Regions from separate parts of the Mus musculus genome. Here region 1 is linked to region 2. The links are chromatin contacts, found by Hi-C or POLR2A ChIA-PET in ENCODE. All regions are on one chromosome and are shown on one strand. Each heading gives the region's core, a stretch centred on a gene start or an enhancer-like site at or near the end of the contact. The rest is flanking DNA. Distances are from core to core; before and after follow the strand shown. Region 1 holds the start of Sfpq (splicing factor proline/glutamine rich (polypyrimidine tract binding protein associated)). Region 2 holds the start of Clspn (claspin).

Region 1 (4,862 bases), core at 447-2,946, 460 kb after region 2:
TCCTCCTGGCTCAACACTATTGGGGTTGGGAAATCTGAAGGAAAAGAGATGCTGCCAGCTGCTTGTTTTCATACCAGTACTTATTGATACCTAAATATCATAAAACAAAAGAAAACAACAACAAAACATTAGTGTTGTGGGCTGAGAGTTGAATCTAGGGCCTCAAGCCCTTTATGACTGAGTTATGGCCTCAGCCATGCATAAACATTTTTTTTTTTCAACAGTGTTTCACTATGTATCTTTCTTGCTGGCCTGAAACTCACTGTGTAGACCAGGCTGGCCTAGAACTCAAGAGATATGACTGCTTCTACCACATGCCTGATGGGATCAAAGGCATGCACCAGCCCCATCCCGGTTAAAACCCAATGTTCATGAAGCTTTAAAGGGAGGGAATAAAAAGGAAATCTCGGCTGACCTGGTGGATGCATGCTTTTAGTCCCAGCACCTGGGAGGCAGAGGCAGGTGGAGGGCTGAGTTTGAGGCCAGTCTGGTCTACAGAAGTAGTTCTAGGACAGCCAGGGCTATGCAGAGTAACCCCGTCTTGAACAAAATCAAAAACAATTTCCTCTCCCATGATTTGTGCTTGTAAATTGTTACTGTACACACACATGGAGTCACATCTACCTCATTTACCCTTCTGCTGGAGAATAAAGTGAGTCTTCTGCATGTCACACAAGCCAGAACCCCAAAGGCTGTGTCCTCAGCTCTCTCCATACTTTTCCCTCTTGGACAAAGACTGCATTCACTCAAACCTAATGGCAAATTTTATAGTATTACAACAAACGTGTTGCTATGAAATAATGTTTTTTTTTTTCCCTTTTTTTTTTTTTTTTTTTTTTTTTTTTGGTTTTTCAAGACAGGGTTTCTCTGTATAGCCCTGGCTGTCCTGGAACTCACACCCGGCTTCCTTTTTCTTAAATCTTTACTTTTATTTATTCATTAATTTTTTTGGAGGCAGGGTTTCTTTGTGCAGTCCTGGCTGTCCTGGAATTTACTATGCAGCCCAGGCTGGCTTTGAACTTGGAGTCCTTTCTGCTTCCAGAGTGCTAGGATTAAAGGCATATGCCAAAACAACCGGGGCTTCTATTTTATTTTATTATTTTTATTTTATTACGTTTCATGTAGCCCAAGCTGGTTTTGAACTCAATGTAATTGATAATGTAAAGATAAACTTGCAGTCCTGATTACTAGTGCCTCCTCCTCCCAAATTTTGGGCTCACGTGTTTGCCAATCTGCTAGCCTTTGATAGGGTTTCAATAAAAGTAAAACCGTTGAGATTAAACTCTGTGAAATTGACTCTAACTTCATTGGCGTAGGAATAAGAGACAGCACAAGTTCAATTTATAACCTTGAACCCAGCGAAGATGTTAGCCAAGAATAGCGGACTACTCATAAGAGGAAAGAAAATAGCCTTTCAGCGCTATCAGGAGCTGATAGGGCCCTGGATATTTAATTTCACGCGAAAGTTGCAGGGCATGCCCATTCAAATTTCTTCCAACAAATCACAAAGGCGTATAGACACTTTCTTATCCGTTTATTGGTCAAATGGAAATCCCAGCCCTCCCTACCTCCCGCCTCTCACTAGGGAGCCAATTGGAAAAACTTAGGTTTCATCATCAAGTACTGTACTTGCTATTGGCTGTCCGAGCTGTCAATCTAGGGAAGGCGGGCCAGGCCGAACTGTCCTATTTAAGAAGAGGACAAAGGCGGCGCGCAGCTTGTGTCGTCCGCCATTTTGTGCTCAGCAAGGTGGCAACCACGTTCCCTGAGCGACTTCTCCGCTTCTGCCTCGACCGCCCCTTGACTACAGCTATGTCTCGGGATCGGTTCCGGAGTCGCGGTGGCGGCGGTGGAGGCTTTCACCGGCGTGGAGGAGGTGGCGGCCGCGGCGGCCTTCACGACTTCCGCTCTCCGCCGCCGGGCATGGGCCTCAACCAGAACCGCGGCCCCATGGGCCCGGGCCCTGGCGGCCCGAAGCCGCCGCTCCCGCCTCCACCTCCTCACCAGCAGCAGCAGCAGCCGCCGCCGCAGCAGCCTCCGCCGCAGCAGCCGCCGCCGCACCAGCAGCCGCCGCCGCACCAGCCGCCCCATCAACAGCCCCCGCCTCCGCCGCAGGAATCCAAGCCCGTCGTCCCCCAAGGCCCCGGCTCGGCGCCGGGGGTGAGCAGTGCGCCTCCGCCGGCGGTCTCGGCTCCGCCCGCCAACCCCCCGACCACCGGCGCCCCTCCGGGCCCTGGTCCAACCCCGACTCCGCCGCCCGCCGTCCCCTCCACCGCCCCCGGACCGCCTCCCCCATCGACGCCGAGCAGCGGAGTCTCGACCACCCCTCCACAGACCGGCGGCCCTCCGCCACCGCCCGCCGGGGGCGCCGGGCCGGGGCCTAAGCCGGGGCCAGGCCCTGGCGGTCCAAAAGGCGGCAAGATGCCCGGTGGGCCTAAGCCTGGAGGTGGCCCGGGCATGGGCGCTCCTGGTGGCCACCCGAAGCCACCACACCGAGGTGGCGGCGAGCCCCGTGGGGGCCGGCAGCATCATGCGCCCTACCACCAGCAGCACCACCAGGGGCCCCCTCCCGGCGGACCGGGACCGCGCACGGAGGAGAAGATCTCCGACTCGGAGGTGAGCGGGTTCTCGAGCAAAGCCGTCCGTTTCCCTAAGATGGCGGCGCCTGCCTACCCTCGGCGTTTTTTTTTCCTCTTCCCCCCCGCCCGCAGCCTAGAGGGCCTCCATTTTGTCCCCTGCCGGAAGCGCTCCTGCGCATGCTTGCGCAGGCGGGGCGGACGCGCGGCGGGCTGTGGAGGCCGCTAGGGATTGGCTTCCAGCGGGAGGGCATCCTCACGTCTTGGCGGTAATCCGCTAGAGGCTAGCGGTCCGGTCCCTTGGGACCCAACTAGTGCACGTCGGAGGCCTCTGTTTGGGAGAAAACAGGGCAACTTGGTGCTGTCTTCCTAGTCTGCATTTAGAGCTATTTGTTGACGTCAGAGGTGTATTGATTGGCGTTTGCTGATAAAGAGGCGATGTGTTTCAAAGCATTTTGTATACTCTGCTTCATATGGATTAGAGTTAGTGATCCTGTTGGATCCCCAAATATGGTTCAACCTGCTAGCCCTCATGGGAAAAAAGGGAGATCGTTAACGAATGCACGATGGCCTACTTTGGGACCACTAGACTTTTCCTGCTTTGGTGTATGAATTCCGTCCGATTTCTTTATTAGGGATTTAAAGCCAACTTGTCTCTCTTGCGGAGGCCTGGAGAAAAAACTTACACACAGCGCTGTCGGTTGTTTGTGGGGAATCTACCTGCTGATATCACAGAGGATGAATTCAAAAGACTGTTTGCTAAATACGGAGAACCCGGAGAAGTTTTTATCAACAAAGGCAAAGGGTTCGGGTTCATTAAGCTTGTGAGTGTAATTTTTTTCCCTTTTGTGAAAGTTTTTAGGCATGCTTTTAAATGGGAAGAATTAACGAGCCTTTAAGTTTTTTTCATCAATAGAAATCAGAATAGTGTGCATTGGGGCAGGACCTCAAAGACAGACCTTTAGCCCTCGGGGTGTTGGGAGGAGGCTTGAAGAAAGCTCTTAAGCGGTAGAAGTGGGAAGGGTTATTAAAAAATTGAGCACTAGCCAGTTTGGAAGTTGTTAAAAGTATTTCTGATATTTGCAGGAATCTAGAGCCTTGGCTGAAATCGCCAAAGCTGAGCTTGATGATACTCCCATGAGAGGTAGACAGCTTCGGGTTCGATTTGCCACACACGCTGCAGCCCTGTCTGTTCGAAATCTCTCTCCTTATGTTTCCAACGAACTTTTGGAAGAGGCCTTTAGCCAGTTTGGTCCTATTGAAAGGGCTGTTGTAATTGTGGATGATCGCGGAAGATCTACAGGGAAAGGCATTGTTGAGTTTGCTTCCAAGCCAGCAGCAAGAAAAGCATTTGAAAGATGCAGTGAAGGTGTTTTCCTACTGACAACGTAAGTTGTCTTTAGTTCATGCTTTCTTTTTTTTTTTTTTAATAATTTTGAGGGATAGTCGAAATAAAATTGGAAGTTAAGATGAGGAATAATTTCTGTTACTAGGACTCCTCGCCCAGTCATTGTGGAACCACTTGAACAGTTAGATGACGAAGATGGTCTTCCTGAAAAGCTGGCCCAGAAGAATCCAATGTATCAAAAGTAAGACTAAGCTTTTTGGTGCTCTAAAAGAGAAGTTAGTGATTTCTAATTTTGCTTAGAACTTTTTAGAACATTAGAAACTTTTTAGTCTGGGTTTTGGCTGGTTGGTCTAGAATTTTTCTGTTGTCTAGGCTGACTAAAACTCTTGACAGTCTCCTGACTTCTGTCACACAAGTGCCAGGATTATAGGTGTGAGCCATCATGCCAGTGTTATGAATACATTTTACAGTGTTTCTTGAATATGCTTAATACACATCTCTGTCTCATCTATTTTCTTATTTATTTTTTCTTTTTTGAGAACAAGGATTCTCTGTAACCCCCTGGTTGTCCTGGAACTTGCTTTTTAAAGTTCCCACCTTTGTCTGCTTCCCAGAATGCTGGAAATAATAAGGATGTTGCCACCATATCTGGCATAACTTGAAGCTGTTGGATAAAAAGTACATTCACATATGATCCAGATAATGCTAAAGTTAAATGAGAGCTACTTGTTATTGGTGGGGAAAATGAGCCTGGATAAAGAATTTGCTATAGAAAAGGGGGGAAGATGGTGTCTCTTTCCTACATTTCCTACTTCTGTCATTTTCTTTGTGCTCATTTATCCCTATCCTACCCCCACCCCCCACAGGGTTTCTTTGCCTAGTTCTGGCTATTCTAGAACTATAGACCAGGTAGGTGGCCTCTGCCTCCCCAGTGCTGG
Region 2 (4,954 bases), core at 1,396-3,895:
AGTTCAGTGCTTGGTGATATAAGTATTCCATTCTACTACCAAAGACAAGTTTGATTAAATAACTCTTCGAACAATCTTACAGAGATTCTCCTTTTCAACTACATCCCAAGCCTTCTTTACATGGCTTCAGATAAGAAGAGTAGGGTATCGGGATGCTGAAAAGATGGCTTAGAGGCTAAGAGCACTTGCTGCTCTCACCTCTGCCTAGTGATTTACAGTCCCTTTAACTCCAGCTTCAGAGGATTCTAGTCCCAGACTCCACATGCTAGAAGGAGAATACACGTTGTTATCAGTCCTCCACATGGGCCAGGGCCTTCCCTCCACCAAAAAAAAAAAAAAAAAAAAGTAGAATAACATTACTGAAACTTACCACTGGGTGGCAGTGTTTCTCCATAAATAAGGTGTCACAGGCCTTTGGATTAAATCAGTTCATAAATTCTACAGAATTATAGTAAAGCTATAGTAACATGATTGACTCTTTTTCGAAAAGAAAAGAAATATAGAGACATATCAGGGAGGGAGAGCATTTATTTAGCATGGATGAGGGCACCGGCTTTGATTCTCAGCACAAAACCAAGAGTCAAAAATAGCATTGTAGGCATCTCTTCAAGCTTTTCTTACTCTTTAGCTCGATTTTGTTCATTTCCGTGGAACAAATAATAACAGAACACTTGAGAATGGCACGAATGTGTTAAGTTCCATTTTTCTCATGTACTTGTAATCTCGGCATATTTATTTATTTATTTATTTATTTATTTATGTGTGTGTGTGTGTGTGTGTGTATGTGAGAGAGAGAGAGAGAGAGAGAGAGAGAGACATATGCTAGTGCTGCATACGACATATGTGTGGAGATCAGAGGATAACTTTGAGGAGTCTCTCCTTCCCGTCCACTGTGGGTTCTAGGGACAGAACTCGCCTAGGCTCTAGGGTGGTTGAGGCCTCTGCTGTAAGCACCTTCACCTGCTGATCCATCTTGCTGGCCTAGAACTGATTTGTGTATACTGATTCTGTGTGCTATGTCAAGATCCAAAGTGCCTAATTTTAGAAGTACAGGCTAACAGATGAAAGTCATTTTTATTCATTTTGGTGTTTATGGGTATTTTGCTTGAATGTATGTCTGTGCTCCACATCCATGCCTGTTGCCCATGGAGACCAGAAAAGGGTATCAGGGCTCCTGGAACTGGAGTTATGAATAGTTTTGAGCTGCCATGTTGGTGATAGGAGTTGAACCAGGGTCCTCTGGAAAAGCAACCAGTGATCTTAACCTCTGAACTGTCGTTCCAGCCCTCAGAAATAATTCTTTAGACAGAAGTGTAATTTGGGGCAACAGAACAGGAGAAGGGAGATTTTGGAGGATGCTCTCGGTGAGCCTGGAAATCATAAAGAGCAGGTGACAGTGGACGCGAGACGATCACATTACTTCCCTTACACGCTTCCTCCAAAGATTAAGAGAATGATGATTATAAAATTCTGCCCATTGTTTGTCACAAACTGTATGGCCAATAAAAGTCAGTCCTCCAAATGCTGGAGGAAGTGCTACAGATAGATGCATATTTGTGAATCATTGATGTATACGGTCATAGTAAAATAGCCTTTTTTTTTTTAAAAAGGGGGTAAAATATGAGGATGGGACTCTTTTTTGTATTTTTTGGAAGCCTGGAGATTATACCAGGGAGGGCCTCATGCAAACTAACTAAGCAAGAGCTCTACTACTGAGCTGCATCCCCAGCTCAAGACCCTTAGGGGTGTAGAAGTGGGCGGAGATGTGGAGAAATGGAGTTGTTTTTTATCTGAATGTGTATTCAGATAAAGGGGAGACCAGTGTCAGAGGTGACTGTCATCCCTCGTATCCTCTGAGGAGATTCTAGGGATGTGAGGTTTTCCGTGCTAAACCTGGGAAAGTCCTAAGCAAACTGGACAGAGTTGGTCACCATACCAGAATAGGTGAAGGGGGGTGGGGGGAGTTAGAGAGGAGGGGGGTTTGGGTGGGATGGAGGATAATAAATACTCAGATCTTTCTTTCCCTGTGCCAGCTGGTCTCTTTATAATAACTTTGTAAGGAGTTTTAACACTGGCTTGACCATTCAGAAGACAAAAGACAAGTCAGCTGGGACAATACAGTCCAGAAAGGACATTCTTGCCTGCCTATAGAACATGGGGAAGAAAGGACAGAGAATCGACCCGAAGAGGTAAAAACATTAACTCTGCAGGTTAGGATTGCTCCAGGGATGAACTGATGGAGAAAGCCTCCACTGGGGTCTAAGGTTCCCTCAGCAAAAAATTCAGGTGTGGGACACTCCCAGAATCCTGGGAACTTCTTCCCAGTTCACTTCCTGCATTGAAATTTCTCTCCTCTAATTGCATACGGTACGACCCATCGAACGAAGACATAGGTCAAAAGTCCAAGAACATCATTCGCAAGATACCTTCTTTCTAAGCCATAGCGCGGGATCTCTTCGCTCCCCGAGAACCCCCAGACACCCCAAAGCCACTCCTAGATCTGTTTGACAAGAGCAGCCGCAACCCGCCAAACCAACGCAAATTACATTTGCCGGGCAGGCAGGAGGCGCCTCCTGATTGGCAGGGCGATAGGGGTGGGGCCTCGGAGGGAAACCCTCCCTCGGATTGGTGCAAACCCTCAAGGTTGAGCGTTGTACCGCGTCTGGGCGCGAAAGCTCGAACTTCGCTGCCGAGCTGGAGACGGCGGGAGCTGTCGCCGTCAAGTTGAGGTTACTGCAGACACGTTCTCCTGGAGCTGTGCGGAAGGGAGGCCGGAATCATGACCGGCGAGGTGGGTTCTGAGGTGAGTTTAGGCTCTGGTCCGGGCTGTGGAGGCCTTTCGCTGAGGGCCGAGTGGGACAGTCAACCCAGCAGGGCCAGAGCGCCGAGCCGGGAGGACTACAATTCCCGGCGTGCACCGCTCCGAGACCACTGGACTGAGTCTGGGGGCCTCTGGAGGGTCTCCATCTGGCTTCCCGCGCTCAGTCCCCACAGCTTCTGGTTCGGCGGCGCGCGCTGTTGTCCGCCCAGCCGGGTCCTCAGCTTGTCACTGCAGCCCGCCTTGCTCTTTGGCGCGTTTCCTGCCGCGCAAGCTCCCTTTACAGCATCCCCACAAAAAAAAAAAAAAAAAAAAAAAAAAAAAAGGCCTTGGCCAGCCTGGCCTGGAAGTTGTGGGGTGGGAGTCTCTGTAAGCACAGGGTGAGGGGTATAAGCAGTTGGAACTCTGGTTCTGGAAGGAACTTGTAAGGGTGTCGCGCGTGGGCCCACAGTCTTTGCCTACAGTGGCCTGGCTCACAGCGTCCTTCCAGTAGCTGGTGACTCACTAGTGGAATTTGGCCATAGAAAACCTTTTCCGTGATCTGTGTTCTTTTCTGGAGCCAGGACTAGGGCCAAATAGTTGCCTTAAGAACAGATTTAATGGGGGTACCAGAAAAACCTAATCACCAAAGGAAAGCCTTTTTGTTGTTGTTGTTGTTGTTGTTGTTTTTTTTTTTTTTTTTTTTTTGAGACAGGGTTTCTCTGTGTAGCCCTGGCCGCCCTGGAACTCACTCTGTAGACCAGGCTGGTCTCGAACTCAGAAATCCTCCTGCCTCTGCCGAGTGCTGGGATTAAAGGCGTGCGCCCCCACGCCTGGCTATGAAAGCCTTATTTTGACATGAAGTTTTCACGATTAGATATTGAACAAAATAACAGACTTTAATCAAGATCTCGTTGTGCACCAACCTGTCTTTTTGCCTCACTAGGATTTTTTTAAAAAGCCTTAATTTAAATAACATTATTTTCAAAAGGTGGCTGACTTCATAAGCCACACTTTTGCTGACTCTTACTAGAAAGAGAGAAAGAAAGAAAGAAAGAAAGAAAGAAAACAAACATAAAAGTAGGAGACAAAGACAGGGAGGCAAAGTTAGAAGAATGGTATGTGAGCACAATTATGACATGAGTGAGTGTGTGTGTGTGTGTGTGTGACTATCACAGTGGGATCTGAAGGATGGCTCATAAATAAAGACATTTGTTTTGAAGCCTGACAGCGTGACTTCTATCCCCAGGACTCACCTAGTAGAAGAGATTAGATTTTTGCAAGTTGTCCTCTGTCTTCCTTCGGTGCTCTATAGCACACCACTCCCTCTCTAAATGTGCCTACACACACATGCAAAATAATGAAAAGGGGGGCTAGAGTGGTGGCTCATCTGGTAAGAGCACTTGCTGCTCCTCCAGAGGACCTGGATTTGGTTCCTGTCACCCACAACCATCTGTAATTCCAGTTCCAGAGAATCCAGTGTCCTCTTCTGACTTTCATGAGTATCAGGTTTGCACTCAGTGCCCTTACATACATACAGGGAAAATACTCCTACACATAAACAAAGTAAATCTTTTTAAAAAAAAATTTAAAAGGGACTGGAGAGATGGCTCAGTGGTTAAGAGCCCTTGCTGTTCTTGCAGAGAATCCTAGTTCAATTCCCAGTGTCCACATCATGACTGTAACTACGGCTCTAGGGTGTCTCATGAACATTTTGACCTCTACAGGCACTTCATGAATATGGTGCACAGACATATATGCAGATGAAACACTTATAAAATTAATACATCTTCTTTTCAATTGAAAAAACCCGAAAAACCAAGCGAATCTGATTTGTGCAATCGATGTGTTTAATAAAAGTAAATGGAGCTGTTCAGTTAGTATCCTGTAGCAATTAGTCTCGGTTTGTGTGTGTTTGGTTTTGGTTTTGGTCTGTGACTTTAAATGTCATCTGTGTGTTACACTGTCCCGTTTTGGTTCTTCCCAGTTGCAGCTGATGTCCCCACACTGTGTGTCCCCATATATACTCAGCTCTGTCTCCTCCTTGTTAATGCTAGGTTTATTCTCATTCTCTAGGTTAACCTGGAAGTCAACGATCTAAAACTTCTTTCACAAGAAGCAGCAGACAGTCCTGTAGACAGTGGACAGGGCAGCTTT

What was found. Hi-C counts contacts between places; a loop is a spot of excess contacts on that map. ChIA-PET counts read pairs that join two places held with the same protein, here RNA polymerase II (POLR2A).
Region 1: a loop to region 2 is called in a map of heart, with 3 times the contacts of the local background. The contact joins the promoter of Sfpq here to the promoter of Clspn in region 2. A Hi-C loop is called at or near these places in 3 of 37 maps with a recorded cell type or tissue (heart and left cerebral cortex). POLR2A ChIA-PET finds 5 or more read pairs at or near these places in 1 of 5 experiments (embryonic stem cell).

What each region holds. Positions count from the first base shown.
Region 1 is chr4:127,019,605-127,024,466 of GRCm38, forward strand. It overlaps Sfpq (splicing factor proline/glutamine rich (polypyrimidine tract binding protein associated)), which reads left to right and starts at 1,697. Exons shown (of 10, transcript NM_023603.3): 1 at 1,697-2,616; 2 at 3,212-3,400; 3 at 3,663-3,964; 4 at 4,070-4,165. The coding sequence starts at 1,813.
Region 2 is chr4:126,554,335-126,559,288 of GRCm38, forward strand. It overlaps Clspn (claspin), which reads left to right and starts at 2,646. Exons shown (of 26, transcript NM_175554.4): 1 at 2,646-2,803; 2 at 4,874-4,954. The coding sequence starts at 2,780.